Linked DNA regions of Homo sapiens: region 2 is linked to region 1. A link is a loop called in an ENCODE intact Hi-C map of the cell type or tissue named here. Cell type or tissue: IMR-90. All regions are shown on one strand.

Region 1 (8,000 bases):
TGTACAGCTCTATTTTATAAATTTACCTCAATAAGCTAATTTTACAAGTTGGAAAAGACATATATACAAGTATATTAATTTCTGTGTTTTTTTTAAATTATACTTTAAGTTTTAGGGTACATGTGCACAATGTGCAGGTTAGTTACATATGTATACATGTGCCATGTTGGTGTGCTGCACCCATTAACTCGTCATTTAAAGTTAGGTATATCTCCTAATGCTATCTGTCCCCCCTCCCCACACCCCACAACAGGCCCCGGTGTGTGATGTTCTCCTTCCTGTGTCCATGTGTTCTCATTGTTTAATTCCCACCTATGAGTGAGAACATGTGGTGTTTGGTTTTTTATCCTTGTGATAGTTTGCTGAGAATGATGGTTTCCAGCTTCATCCATGTCCCTACAAAGGACATGAACTCATCATTTTTTATGGCTGCATAGTATTCCATGGTGTATATGTGCCACATTTTCTTAATCCAGTCTATCATTGTTGGACATTTGGCTTGGTTCCAAGTCTTTGCTATTGTGAATAGTGCCGCAATAAACATATGTGTGCATGTGTCTTTATAGCAGCATGTTTTATAATCCTTTGGGTATATACCCAGTAATGGGATGGCTGGGTCAAATGGTATTTCCAGTTCTAGATCCCTGAGGAATCACCACAGTGACTTCCACAATGGTTGAACTAGTTTACAGTCCCACCAGCAGTGTCAAAGTGTTCCTATTTCTCCACATCCTCTCCAGCACCTGTTGTTTCCTGACTTTTTAATGATCGCCATTCTAACTGGTGTGAGACGGTATCTCATTGTGGTTTCGATTTGCATTTCTCTGATGGCCAGTGGTGATGAGCATTTTTTTCATGTGTCTTTTGGCTGCATAAATGTCTTCTTTTGAGAAGTGTCTGTTCATATCCTTTGCCCACTTTTTGATGGGGTTGTTTGTTTTTTCTTGTAAATTTGTTACAGAATGGGAGAAAATTTTTGCAATCTACTCATCTGACAAAGGTCTAATATCCAGAATCTATAATGAACTCTATGTTCTTTATATAATTGAAATACTTGACAACAAACGTCCATTTCCTAAGGGCTGGTTAATAGTCATGTAATAGAAAACCATGGAGTCATTACCATAAAATCTGAAATTTGTTTTAATTAATGTTCTTCAGAGTTGGCATTTTTTTTCTCTTCTATTCTTCTAGGGTTATTCTTTGTACAGAGGATGAAGAAATCCATGTGCACAGATTGGACTTCTCCCTTGGGCCGCGGAGATGTTCCCAACTGTCTCCCGGACATTTCCAGCTCAGAGTCAACAGATGATTGGAGAGTTATCTCATCTGCTACATATTTACTTAGTCACATCTCCTAACTGCTCCAATCACCCAAGAGCAAAATCTAAGTGTCTGCCTTAATAGTTCTTATCAATGCATCACCATTCACAGATGTGCATGCACTTATACATACACTCCTTCAATCCATCCTACGTGGTGTTGATTGTATCTCCAATACATTCTTCATAACCCTTCTTTCTTCTCTGCCTTCTACAGTCCCTATCCTGGACAAGACACTAATAATTTCTGAGGGGTATAATTTTAATACATTATTCTCTGAACTCCCTACTGACAATTCATGTTCTTCACATTGCAAATAAAGTTCTCGCTCTCTAAAATGGCAGTTGATTATGTTACTCTCTTTGTATTTGTTTTATTATTATTAATTTCAATCTTCTAAAGTCCCCCCACTGCTTATACTATAGCAGCCAAATTCTCACAGCCCAGAGCTTGGCTTTCTACATTCTGCTCCTGGCAAGCTCAAGCTCTGCAGTTCCGTCTCCTTCTGTTTTCCCGTGGCTTCCCAGGCTGCTGTTCAGTCTTCCTGGAGTCACTCCTGATTGTCTTGTGGTTGCTTGCAGCCTCCTTCTCTGTGCACATGGCATTTTCTGTGCCAGAAACACTGCTAATCTATTATGAGCCTGGTCAGTTTCTGCTTATTCTTCAAGTTCCCTCTCAAGGGGACACTTCTGTAAGTCTTCTTTCAGCATCCTGAGTGGAATTGATTACCACCTGCTTCATGTGTCTTATGACCTTATGGAATCCCTCTCACAGTCCTTTTTCATTGTAATGTCCATCTGCTCCAAACAGACCGTGCTCTTCAACAGTGAGGACTAGGATATACTCCATAACCTAGCCCCACACCTGCAGGAATAGATGTCTTAGTTTAGATTCTACCTAAAAGTAGATCCTGAAGCAAGATCTTAAGTGCAAGAGGTTCCGTTTGGAGGTGATTCCCCAAGAAGCACAAGAGAGAGAATAGGGAGGTGAGGCATGGGAGGAAGGAAAGCTGTAAAGGCTACTAATCAGTGGGTCATCCCTCCAGGCAACTGGGATTCAACTGGACAGGGTGCACCTGAAGAATCATATAGAACATTCCTCATAATACACTAAATCTTATTTTGTCACATCTTATAAATTTATCTTTTGAAGTCAGTCCAAATGAGAGTGGTCTTCAATTCTACATGACCTCTATTTAGATACTGGAAAATAGCGAATGCGCTCTCCCTTTAACCCTAACATTGTCCACAGCTTTGACAGTCACAAACTCTTCATCATAGGGTCTCACTTTTACAAACTCATTCCATTTTATGGCTGTACCATATAAAAATAGTGCCAAGGGCTAACACGGTGAAACCCATCTCTACTAAAAACACAAAAAATTAGCCCGGCGTGGTGGCCAGCGCCTGTAGTCCCAGCTACTCTGGAGGCTGAGGCAGGATAATGGCATGAACCCGGGAGGCAGAGCTTGCAGTGAGCTGAGATTGCACCACTCCACTCCAGCCTGGGCGACAGAGCGAGACTCCATCTCAAAAAAAAAAAATAGTGCCAAGGATTACCCACGGTGCCCTGGAACCTAAGCATGCCAAGGTGTGTGGTGTGGCAGAGAGTACCAGACACTTCTTTGCCCAGGGCTCTAATCAAGCTGCTGGAGTGAAGCCAGTTGTCGTAGTCCATTTGACTCACACACTTCTTGGATCCAATCTGCACACCCGAATTTTGGCTTATGATATATATCAACCTGCATTTCTTCTTGGTTTTCCTTGTAAAATGTACCTATTACTGTGCTTCACAAGAATTCTTGAGAATCTATTCAGTTTAGCCCAGGCACTGTGCCTGGAGTTAGAGAAACAGACACAGACTGAACAAGGGCAGGGCCTGTGAGGTGCTCACACCACGGCAGGAGTCCAGATGTGTCCAGGGTCAGAAAAATGCTTAAGGGAAAGGCTCAGCTGCAGACATGGACAGAGTGTGTCTAGAGACTGAACATGCAGCATAGTCACGTGAGACTTTCCCACTGGCATCTAACTTAATGGAATGTTATGCGTCAGTGTTATGGAATTGCACATGAGCCAAGAGAAAAAACATCCCAAAGATTTTGGTTTTAAGTATTCAGAATATGTGTTTTGCTTACCAAGCCAAGCTATGCTTAACCATGGTATCTAGAAAGGATTTGTTGATTTCTAGATATTCAGTGATTCCATTATTTAATATAAAGGAGCTAATAATAATAAAATAGCTAATTCTTAATGGGAGAAGTATGTAAAAGAAAAATGTGAAATAATTTGCATCAATATCATTAACTTAAAAGATAAAATTATTGAAACATTTATTTTTCTTAGTTATATAATATTTGAGTTTTGTTTAAAGAGCATGTATTATCTTTATAAATCAAGAAAAATACAGTAAAAAGTAGAAAAACAGAAAATTCAAAGACATAAAGAGACTCACAATGGTGACTCGCAGGGGAAGGCAGAGAAGCACAAATAAAATATTTATTATTATATCTCACATCTTGAGTGTTCATTGTAACTATTGTGTTAATTGGTACTCTCCCTGTAAACACCCCACGAGTTCTTACTGCCTGTTGCACAAACAACTCCAATTGACTAAGACCACAGCACTTCGATAAAGAGTTTAATTGACATGAGGCCAGCCATGCCACCTGGAAGACAAAGTTATTACTCAAATCAACTCCCCCAAAACTTGGGGGCTAGGGTTTTTCCAGAATAGTTTGGCGGGCAAGGGAATGGGGGTGTGGATAGTGGTTCTCTTCTGGGTGGGGCCACAGGATGGCTGGTGGGTCCAGGTGGAGCCATCATCATTAGAAATGCAAAAACCTGAAAAGACATCTCAAAGGCTAATCTTCAGTTCCATAATAATGATGTTATCTGCAGGAGTAATTAGTGAAATTTCATATCTTGTGACATCCGGAATAATGGCTGGTAATTGTTTTTAAGTCTATACCTTGGCAGAATTCAGGCTTCTCATCCATCTAACCTGATGGTTTTTCACTAGCTTTACAAAGTCAGTTTAGTTTTGGGGAAGGACTATTATTATTATTTAAACTATAAACTAAATGTCTCCCAAAGTTATCTTGGCCTAAACCCAGGAATGATTAAGGGTAGTTAAGAGGTTAAAGGCAAGACAGTTTTGCTAGATCAGATCTCTTTCACTGTCATAATTTTCTCACTGTTCTAATTTTGGCAAAGGTAGTTTCATCCCAGGAGCTTTAAAAGTGCTCACAGAAGTGTGTTGGGACTGTAGGAAAGTTTAAATTTTCCCGTTGAAGTCTGGATAATTTGAATATATAAAACAAACTGATAATAGACAAATTAATAGGAAAAATGGCATGCAAATATATTACATGCACATGTGTAAATGGAAGTCATAAAAAATAAGAAAACTCAAAGAAAGGACCAGATGGTACAAGTTTCATCCATCCTGAGGTTACAGAAAGAAGAGGGGCTTGGAATAGGGCAAGACAGGTTATGGGAAAGGGAATAAAGGAAAAGTGTAGGGCAAAAGCAGTTGGAAACTTCACGCAGATGAAACCCCAGGTAGCAGCCCTCAGAGAGAGTAGATGGTAATCAGTGGTAATGGTTTTCATCAGACCATTAAGGGTATCAGACTCTCAGTTAATCTTTTCTAGATCCAGACACAGGGGCCTCCAGAGAAAGCCTACTTGCATCCATTGTTTATTTCACTTTATTTCCTCTACTGAGGAAATTTCCCCCACAAAAGACAGCTTTGCAAGGCTACTTTTATCTGCAGGACCTCTGAACAGCCATCTCAAAATATGTCAAAGAAGTATATTTTGGGGTTAAATAGTTTTGGTTTCCTTTAGGACCATTAGAAACTCCTAGACTAGTCGTAGTAGCAGTAATAATAATAATAGTTACTAACTTACAGAGAAGTTTGCTTGATCTTTGCAGATATGGGAATTGTAGCCAAATATTATTCTTGATACTTTATGAAAAGGCAAAAATTGCCCTAGAATGAGTGTAATAAGATGTTAAAATGGAACTTCTGGCTGAAATATAAAGATATCAATTTCCAAAGTAATGTGTTAGACAAGATTTACAAAACATGTGGCCAAAAACTGGTTAGAATGGCTTTAATGAAGAGGTTGGTGGGGCAAAAAATAAACAAATAAAAGTGTGTGTATGCACTCTTGTGCTCCACACCCATAGAGAAAAGTTAAAGAAACAAAATTGAGCTTTTATAATAAAATCCGAATTAGCATGCTCTATGGGAGAGGGTTGATTTGCAGCCATGAGAGTCAGCATAGATTGTATTGATCTTGCCTTCTTGGCCTGGCAAAAGTCCTCAGTTTGCATGTTAAAAGAAAAACTTTGAATACATTAAATTTAACAGAGTTTAATTGAATAAAGAACTATTATCAAATTGGGCAGCTCCTAGAACTAGAATAGGTTCAGAGAGTCTCCAGGGCTGCCAAGTGATCAGATAACATTTATGGACAGAAAAAGGAAAGTGACGTATAGAAAATGGAAGTGAGGTACAGAAACAGCTGGACTAGTGACAGCTTGGAATTTGCCTTATTTGAGCATGGTTTGAAAAATTGGCCAACTGTGAGTGGATGCAATGCAGCCACTGTGATTGTGACTTGGCTATTTTTTAAGATAGTAGATTCTAGTCTATTTATATATCTAGTTAGGTGTAACCATGTATGGAGAAACCTTTAGCCTGAACTTCAAATGTGTAAAAAGACGGCGTTAGGATAAATTTAATTTAACAGTATGTCTGCTCTCCGATTGTTACTGGAAAGGAGTCCTAATCCAGACCCCAAGAGAAGGTTCTAGGATCTTATGTAAGAAAGAATTTGGGGCAACTCCACAGAATAAGTTGAAAGCAAGTTTATTAGAGAAGTAAAGAAAGAACAGAATGGCTACTCTATAGGCAGAGCAGCCTTGAGGGCTTTGGGCTGGCTATTTTAAGGCTTATTTCTTGCTCATATGCTAAAAGAAGCATGAATTATTCATGAGGAAATAGGCAGTTTCTGGGAAAAAGGTAGGGAATTCCCAGAGTGGAGGGCATCTCTTCCTTTTAGACCATATAGGTTAACTTCTGGGCATTACCATGGCATTTGTAAATTGTCATGGCACTGCTGGGAGTGTCTCTTAGCATGCTAATGTATTATAATTAGCATATAATGAGCAGTGAGGAAGACCAGAAGTCACTTTTGTCACCATCTTGGCTTCAGAGAGCGTTAGCAACTTCTGTACTGCATCTTGTTTTATCAGTGGGGTCTTTATGACCTCTAATTTGTGCCAGTCTTCTAGCCTTCTATCTCATCCTGTGGCTAAGAATGTCAAACTTCCTGGGAATGCAGCCCAGTAGGCCTCAGCATAATTTTACCCAGCCCCTTTTCAATATGGGATCTCTCTAATTTGAATACCTCTGACAAGATCAGATGTGTATTAAGTATGTATTTTATTTTTTATGATCTGTTACCTTGACTTCTGCGGCCTTGCTGACCCTTAAGGATAGCTAATTCCTAAAGATAGATAACAGCTTGCCCAGGAACACACTTTCAAATACAAATCTGTCAATCCAAACCCACACTTTTAGGCACCTCCACTGTGGGGCTCTCACAGTCAGGGCTACTGTCCACCTGCCCTGTTCACTCCAGGACCAAGTACCACACAACTAGGGACAGCTCCTTTGCTCCAGAGTCTGGAAATGATTCAAACTAGCCTATCCTAAGCCTGCTTCATTGGCATTGCCTAATTGTTCCTGCAGAAACCACAGCAAAGGCTGTACCCATGTGGGCCTTCTCTCCCTCTGCCTCCTAACTCACCCTGGTATTGCCCTGCAGGTCCCTGCATGGAGTGTGGTGCCTCTCCTCATGGGAACTGGGTAACAAACTATCTTTTCAATGGTAATTATCTCCTGATCTGTTGGCTTCACTATACTTCACTTTTCTATTAATACAGTATATTTTAGAGCAGATAGAAAATGGACCATGTGCCATTGAAGTCCACTGAGCTGAATTACTCCTTCACCCAACACGTTTGGATCTCTAAACCAAGAGAGGTGAAGTGAAGCACCTACAAAGTAAAGAAACCCTCAAATACACATGCACTATAAGATAATGTTTAAAAGTTAATGTGGTTATCTTAGTAAGGCCCAGGATTGAAGATAACTATATTTTTTTCTAAGTAGTAACCATATATTGGTGTAGTATTCTTGATATTCATTCATTCTTTTTATAATTTCAGAAATTTATAGTCATCTGTCTTGAAAACTCAGTTTCCCATTTTGAGATGTTTTCATTTTCCAGATTTTTCACCCACTATTCACTGTCATTTCACAGAACTTTCTTTCTGAGACAGAGTCTTGCTCTGTTGCCCAGGCTGGAGTGCAATGGCACCATCTCAGCTCACTTCAACCCTGCTTCCCGGGTTCATGCCATTCTTCTGCCTCAGCCTCCTGAGTAGCTGGAAGTACAGGTGCCTGCCATCACGCCTGGCTAATTTTTTGTATTTTTAGTAGAGATGGGGTTTCACGGTGTTAGCTAGGATGGTCTCGATCTCCTGACCTCGTCATCTGCCTGCCTCGGCCTCTCAAAGTGCTGGGATTACAGGCGTGAGCCACTGCGCCTGGCTTGTCATTTCACAGAAATTTCTGGAATGCCATGGCAATGTAGCAGTCTC
Region 2 (8,000 bases), 70 kb before region 1:
TTATGTTACTGTGTTTTTAATATTTAGCATTTTCTTTTGACTCCTTTGAGTTTCTGTCTCTGCTAGCGTTATCTATCTCATCCTGTGTGTTATCTATATTTTTCCTTTAACCTCTTTAACATATTATTATTAATCATTGTCATGTCACATTCCATGTTTGTTTGATTATTCCAACATCTATGCCATACTGGTGTTTGGTTCTGATAATTGTTTTGTCTCTTTAGACTGTGTTTTTCTTGCCTTTTTAGCATGGCTTGTAAATTTTTTGTTGTGTGGGGTAATAAATACTGAGATTAAATAAGCCTTTAAGAGTTGGGCTGTTTGATGTTTCTTATTCCTACAGGCAGTAGAGGCATGCAATTTCTCTATTGTCCCTGTTTTTTCTCTTCTCTTGGTTTTGTGGCTTCCATTTGTTCTAGTCCTCAGAGAGAGTGACTTTCTTGCACTTCTTGCTGTAGTCTACTGTTATTTTTACTAAAAGTTTCCTAACATATTTCTAGGTTATGTGTGTTTGAAGAGAAGAAATCTCTAATCTTTTGATTAATTTACATCCTTTGGGGTTCATAATGGGCTATCTTGAGGTGTAGGCCTTCAAAGTTCCCTCATTCGGGGTTAAAACTTTCCCTGTAATCTAATTCATTCCTCCCATGTAGCTAACAACCTTTGAAATCTGTGCCTTTGGAGCCCTCCCCCTATAAATTATGTTTTTTTGTGTGTGTTTATTTCCTTGCCTGAGGTGACAGAGGAAGGGCATTTTGAGCAGTACTGAAACAGGGTAGAGTTCTCCCCCACTAGTTGGGACTGAATTTCACTCTTGTCATGTGGAATCACTGGAATTAAGCCTTCTGTATTGGAAGGAAGAAAGGTTAGAGAAGATTTCATGATGACCACTTTTCCCCTTTACTGCCAGGGCCAAAGAGAGGTGAGGCCAGGATAGGGAAGGAAAAAAGAAAGTGGAGAGGAGAGAGAGAGGAGTTGGGGAGTCCTCTCATGAGAGTGTAGTAGGTGGTGGGTCATATGGAAAAAAGCTTAAGAAAGTGTGACCCACATATGACTAATGACTCAGGAACTTCTCACCCTCATGCAGCCCACACTCAGCCTCTAGTTTCATGTTCCTACAGGATTATGGGGTACCACGGCTTTCTCTTTAGATAAACAGATCTCATCTGCTTTATCTCTTTAGATGCATTCACTGTTCCGTGTGTTGAGGTGGTTGTTTGCTCTGTGATCTCAGTTATCTGATGGGTCCAAAAAAGGTCACTGATTTTTACATTGTCCAGCTTTTTTCTTGTTGTTAAGGACAGAAGTGATGACTTCCCATCTGTTACATGTCAGAGTTGAAAATGGAAGTCTACATCCTTAATTTTAAATAGGAATTTAATTTTCATTTAATAAAATTAATAAATATTTTACTTAATGGATTTTCTTTTGGGAGTCAAAAATATAATCCTATAATTTATTCTATTAACTTCTTCTATTAACTTTACTCTGTTATATTTTATATCCAAACCTCTAATATGCTGGAATCCACTTGGGAATGTGGTGTAAAGTAGGGAATCTGGGCTGGATGCAGTGGCTCACGCCTGTAATCCCAGCACTTTCGGAGGCTGAGGCAGGTGGATCACCCGCGGTCAGGAGTTTGAGACAACCCTGACCAACATGGAGAAACCCCATCTCTACTAAAAATACAAAATTAGCTGGGTGTGGTGGCGCATGCCTGTAATCCCAGTTACTCGGGAGGCTGAGGCAGGAGAATCAGCTTGAACTCAGGAGGCAGAGGTTGCGGTGAGCCGATATCCTGCCATTGCGCTCCAGCCTGGGCAACAAGAGCAAAACTCTGTCTCAAAAAAAAAAAAAATTAAAAAAAGTAGGGCATCTGTTTTATTTTTCTTCACATATAAAATTTATTTTTCAAACATTGTATATTTTACAGGCACTTATCTTCTCAGGTTTCTAGATGGTGGTTTGTCCTGTGACTTCACTCTCTAATGGGTCAAAGTCAAATTGTTCATTTTTATTTTTTAAATTTTTTTTTGTTGTGAAGAAGGGAATGTCAACTTTTGAATACTTTAAAAGCCTGAGGTGAAATCAGAACAGTCTATTTAATTTTGATCAACGTACAAAAAAGGCAAAATCTTTTTTAACAAATGGCACTAGAGCAATTTAATCTCTCTATGGAGATACATAGGTCCTGATCTCTATTTTCCTCTGAAAAAGAAGGGAGAAATGGAAAAGCTCATAGAATAAAATGCAGAAGAATATATTCGTGACATCCCATAGTTAGGTATTTTTGTACAGTACACACAAAAAGTTTTTAAGGCCAAAGATTATGAAGCTGGAGAAATTATGGTTCAATTTCAGTTGAGATTGTCTTTGCTGGGGTGATGGGAACATGAGAGACTTTAGGGACCTTTGACTTTCTACTTTTGCTAGTTCCATATTATTGGAATTTTATAATAAATACACATATGGTAATAACAAAATAAATAAATAAAAGCTAGTTCAGATAGGCAGAACACAGAAGATTATTAAAGCAGTGAAAGTCTTCTGTATGATGCTGTAATGGTGCATACATGTCATTATACATTTGTCCAAACCCACAGAATGTACATCAGGAGTGATCTTTGGTTAATAATGTTGGGTCATTGTAGATTCATCAAGTCTAACAAATGTTCCACTCTGATGGGAGATGTTGATAGTGGAGAGTCTGTGGGGGTAGGGGGTGTGGGCTAGGAGGTTTATGGAAAAATCTCTATATTTTTCACTCAATTTTGCTATGAGTTTTACATTACACCCAAAAATAAAGTCCATCAAAACAAGGCCACTTTGGTGTCCAATAATCTTAAATTACTAAATTCAAATTGATTTTGCTCATTTCAAAAAGATATGTACAAATATACATATATTATCTCAGGAATTACATATGTGGTATTTGAAATATACAGTTTTCCAAGTTCCACTGTGAATTATTTTAAAACAAAATTCCTAAATTTTTTGTAAGTTTCATTGTAAATTATTTTTTAAAAAATTTAATTTTTTGTTTTTAAAAAATCTTTTTATATCAGTTCATTTTGCCAATATTAATCTTATTGTGCAAGGGGCATAGTTTGTTTTATTGTTTTATGTGTCATGCAGAGTTCATAGATTCACTAATTCCTTCCAGGAAACTTAAACACTTCATGTTAGACTAAACCAGATGTAAAGAATTTTTTTGTTTGTTTTAAAGATAAGACAAGAAGGTCCCAACATTGTGGCTGTAGTAAGACAGTGTTGCCATGGAATAAAACATCAAGATGGTTATTGAAAAAACTTTCCCAAATATGATTAAAAATAAGAAGATTCTTAGGTCCACAATGAATCACAAATGCTACTTCTCCCAGAGAAACCCAACACAGCAAGATTAACAGGCTCTGAGTCACATATTAAATACAACAAGGGCCCACTAAGTTATAACCTAACCCTATTCCAATCCAAGATCCAGGAATTTCTTCACCCACAAATTATCTTGTCATTTGGCCAAATCCTGTACTCATGACCAAATTTTTACTTACTTCAAAACTATTTCACTTTCCCAGAACTTGTGACTTTGTGAATCATCAGAAAATATATATTTTTTTCTGATAATCAGGTATCTCTTTTCTTGTATATAACATAGGAAAAGGACAAGGTCCATTATAGCCAGAAGCCTAGAACATTGTTATATACTAAGATTTATTTCAAGATTAATAAGAAAGAGCTGACAAAAAGTAATAGGCCTGATAAATCAATTTACACATTTATTGATACCAATATCAAAACCGATGAAATACTATTGCTTCATTTCTGATGAGCAATGTCCTGATCCATCCCACATACAGAGGTCATACTGATGCTCATGGTTGAATTTGCTGATTTTCCCCCTTGGTGGTGGCTTAGTGTTCTGAGCTATGTTCCCATACATTGCATAATGATCCAGGAGCTATAGAAATAAAATGTATGTGTCTGTCATTTCAGCGAGCAGTCCTTGCAATGCCTACAGATTTTCAAGTCAGTTTTGACTTCAGGAACATATTATTATTATCCCTAGCTGTTGAAGAGAGTTTCTCTAGAAGGAATTTTACAATTTAATCTTCAGGTCCTTAGAATCACATCTTGCTATAGCCCGGGCCTATTTTTGTTTCTGAAGGAATGCAGCTTTGCATTCCTCGATCTTCTCCTGGTGGCAGCCCACCTTATCTTGACCTTTTGCAGACAGTTCATCTCCAGACTGCTAGGTGATTCATCAACTCACGTCAGGAGAGACCATGGGGTTTTGTTTTGTTTTGTTTTGTTTTATTCTTTCATGGCCAATTTGGTACTATCTCTCCATTTTCAGAACCTCAGTTCTTTTCTGCAAATGGGGATTGCTATAGACTGAACATTTTGTCCCCACAAAATTCATATCATCATGGGAGGTGGAGCCATTGTGAGATGATTAGGGATAGATGAGCTTGTGAGGGTGGATCCTCATGAACAGGATTAGTGCCCTTATAAAATAGGCCCAAGGGATCTTCTTTGCTTCTTCCACCATGTGGTGACACAGCAAGAAGTTGCCCTCTGTGAAGCAGAAAGCAGGACCTCCCCAGATACCAAACTTGCTGGCACCTTGATCTTGAACTTTTCGGTATGCAGAATTGTGAGAAATAAATGTTTGTTGGTAAAGCCACCCAGTCTGTAGTACTTTTGTTATAGAGCCTGAATGAGCTAAGACAGGACTAAATCCACAGGTTTATGTGAACACATGATGCTGCATTGCTTCTTGTTTTCAGTGAGACTTCAAGTGAAGTGGACATATTTTCATATGATATTTCTGAATTTTTAATTTAAAATACAGAAAATATAAACACATGTTTTAAGTGCCTGTTGTATGCTGCATACTGTACCAGATATTTTTACATACATTGAGGAATGAAATCAGTCTTTATTGAGAATCTAATAAGTACCAGATACTTTTACATGAATTACCCCATTTAAATCTTCAGGCAACCTTACAGCAATTTTGCTGATGACATAATAGAAAGTGGTGACTTGGTCAAGGTCATGTAGCTAATAATACCAGGCACAGAATTCAAACACAATGTGTCACACATTTGCCTAATGCCTTTTTTTGAGTGGAAGTGGATTGCCTAACAATAGAAATAAGGAATGAGGTCAGAATATAGGAAATTTTTAATAATAAAAAAGGGTTTTGTGGTTGTGCTTGATGCAAGAAAAGAATGAGATGTTTAAGGGAACGTCTCCAAGGGTATAGTTTGGCATCAAGGATGACAGTAAAGTAAAGAAAATTTAAAAAGTAAAGTAGACTTCCTGTCTACTTAGCCCCTTTTACTCTGCTGAGCCGTAAATTTCAGATTGAAAGAGGGAAAAAATGTGTTGCAGAGCAGCCCTGAATCCTAAGATTGGGGAAAGGCATTGTAAGAGAGCCCTGAACTCTGAATACTAATATGTGTGAAACTGCCATTGCAAAAGTGTAACTGAGACAGTGGAAAGAGCTTTGACCTAACCAACTCCATCTTGCTTCTCACCTCCAAGCTGTCCTTGTTCATTCCTGGACGTAGGCTGAACTAACTTTGAGAATAAATTAGTTTATAGTTTATCATTTAAAACAAAGACAAGAACAGCCCTTTCCCGAAACAAACCCCCTTCTTGCCTGAGGACTAGACTACCTTTGCAGGACTAACAAATTAGCCACAAGATTAGAAATTATGGTTTAGGTGTCATGCAGCTGGATTCTGACCCTCCCTAAACTGCTCCTAAGATCAGTGCTTGAGATATTTTGCAGACCCTGAACCTGATGGATCAGCTGGCACCACCCAGATTGATAAACTGGCTCATCTGATCTTGTGGACCCCACCCAGGAACGGACTCAAAGCGCGAAGACGGCTTCGACTTCCTATGATTTCATCTTTGACCTGACCAATCAGCACTCCAGGCTCACTGGCTTCCACCCACCCACCAAGCTGTCCTTAAAAACTCTGATCCTCGAACGTTCAAGGAGACTATTTGAGTAATAATAAAACTCCTGTCTCCTGCACCACAGGCTCTCTGTGAGTTACTCTTTCTCTATTGCAATTCCCCTGTCTTGATAAATCGGCTCTCTCTGGGCAGTGGGCAAAGTGAACCCACTGGGTTGCACTCACTACCATTTATCAAACACCAAGTGTGGAATCAGGGATGGGAGCCAGCCCAGTTCTGTGGATTCCACAGCCTGCTGTGGTCATGTGTGGTACTCCTGACTGCCTTTTATATTTTAGTACCTTATCCATATTTCTCCATTAACCTTTCACAATGTCACCGATGATGGGACCCTTTCACGTGGACTTCGTGACTCATGTTTTCAGCCCCCTTTGCAGCTGGGACACAGGTCTGTGATGTTGGCTGACACTCAGTCATACAGGGCCTGGGTTTTGTTTCTGAAGTGGGCAACATAGACTAGTCTGTGCTGGCTGGGGTAGAGGAGCAGGCTGTCTACAGTGGCAGCAGCTGCAGTAATGGCTTCTCAGGAGTTTAATGTCAAATTCAAGGCTTAGGAAGGTGTCAGTGCTAATGGCTGCATCAGTCAAGTCAAGCCGAGTTCCTAATGTTGGATGCTCAGCTGTGGCTGTGGGTGACGGCTGACTTCTCATCTGTGCCAGGAAATTGGTGTCATTCCTGGAAAGTCTTTCTCCAGTCCTTCCAACTACTCAGGAAGTTTCCCTATGATGATTTCTAACTTAAATGTTACTTTTCTTCATAAAATAGGAAAAGCCAGTTCCATTTTACTTTTACGGCCATAATCATGGTCTTCTAATAACCCCGCTGCTTCTTGGGGCAGAGTAGAGTGCCAGGTTCCTTTGGACTTGAAGCCAGAGGGCCCCAGAGCACTTGCTGACAGGAGAGGTCAGCTCAGCTCTCTTCCTAGAACCTCAGAGAAGGCTGGAGATGCTGAGGCCAGGTAGAGTCACAGACAGCATAAAATGGAAGATGGTGCATTGAGTCACCTTTGGGGCAGATACTGACCTGCATCTCAGATGACGTGGCCAAGTAAAATATTTAAAATATTGCATTTTGAGCATTTATAAATTAAATGGTAATCATTTGGAAGCAGCTTGATTACAAACAGCTAAAAGTTAAATGAAATATTCATGGGTGCTCCCAGTCTCTTCTCTGGTCCTTATACCTCAAGAACAGGGATCTGTGGGAATAAAACCTAAGAGCTGTCACTTACTGACACCACTCTGTGCTTTGGGCTGACCTGAGAATTCCATCTGTGTTGTCCCATGGAGTTGCATCCTGACTGGCTGGGGAAAGAGTTGGAGAGAGGTGGATTTGGTTTTGGCTGCACCACTCTTGACAGAGTGGCAGGGGATGAACGTCTTCACCCCCATCCTGTCTCTGTGTGCATATTGTTGAGAGTCATGGTTGAGATTTAGCATGTATTCCAAAATTCCTCTTGTTATTCCCATTGCTGGCCAAGGATGGCACTCTTTCATGACTGAAACAGAAGGAGATTAAGTTGTGGACACTCCAGTGGAAGACCATTCTGGGTCCGTTTATCTAATTCCCATCTGTAGAAACAAGAAGCGATCCTGGGTGGCATGTCCAGCTTCCAAGAGCAAACCCAGCCTCAATGCCATGGGCCAGCAGGAAACACCAAACACAGTGAAAAACTGCAGGGTTTCTTAGCATTGCCTTTCACTACATCTGGTTTTCTGGTGTCTTTTTTTTTTTTTTTTTTTTTAACTGTTCTGTGGAGATGAGAAGGCCTTCCCTGGGGCTCTTGTGAGAGTTGCCTGTGATGAGAATGTGCAGGGCGAAAGCGGTGAATGTGCCAGGGACCCTCCTCAGTGTGCAAGGAAGAGACTTCACTTTCTACTTGGCAAAACAAAGCAAAAAAGCACCAGAAACATACCTTTCCTCTGTGACAAAATTGAGTGAGTGAGTTTCTAGAATATTGAAATGACAGTGTATTTAAGAAATCTCACAGGCATTGTGCAAAACAC

Evidence for each region. Peaks named below come from ENCODE experiments on the same cell type or tissue, not always from the same donor. Only the 100,000 strongest peaks of a DNase experiment are listed, where the experiment ranks them.
Region 2: it touches region 1 in a loop (8-fold over the local background); 2 of 110 quality-filtered maps call a loop at or near these places.

The regions. Positions count from the first base shown.
Region 1 is chr7:46,453,149-46,461,148 of GRCh38, forward strand. No RefSeq gene overlaps it. Among named protein-coding and RNA genes, the nearest start is that of IGFBP3, 540 kb to the left of the region's middle. In IMR-90, no CTCF peak of the experiment used is centred here; a DNase peak (open chromatin) is centred at 3,323; H3K27ac peaks cover 1,480 bases.
Region 2 is chr7:46,382,749-46,390,748 of GRCh38, forward strand. No RefSeq gene overlaps it. Among named protein-coding and RNA genes, the nearest start is that of IGFBP3, 470 kb to the left of the region's middle. In IMR-90, a CTCF peak has its summit at 7,478; a DNase peak (open chromatin) is centred at 3,443; H3K27ac peaks cover 331 bases.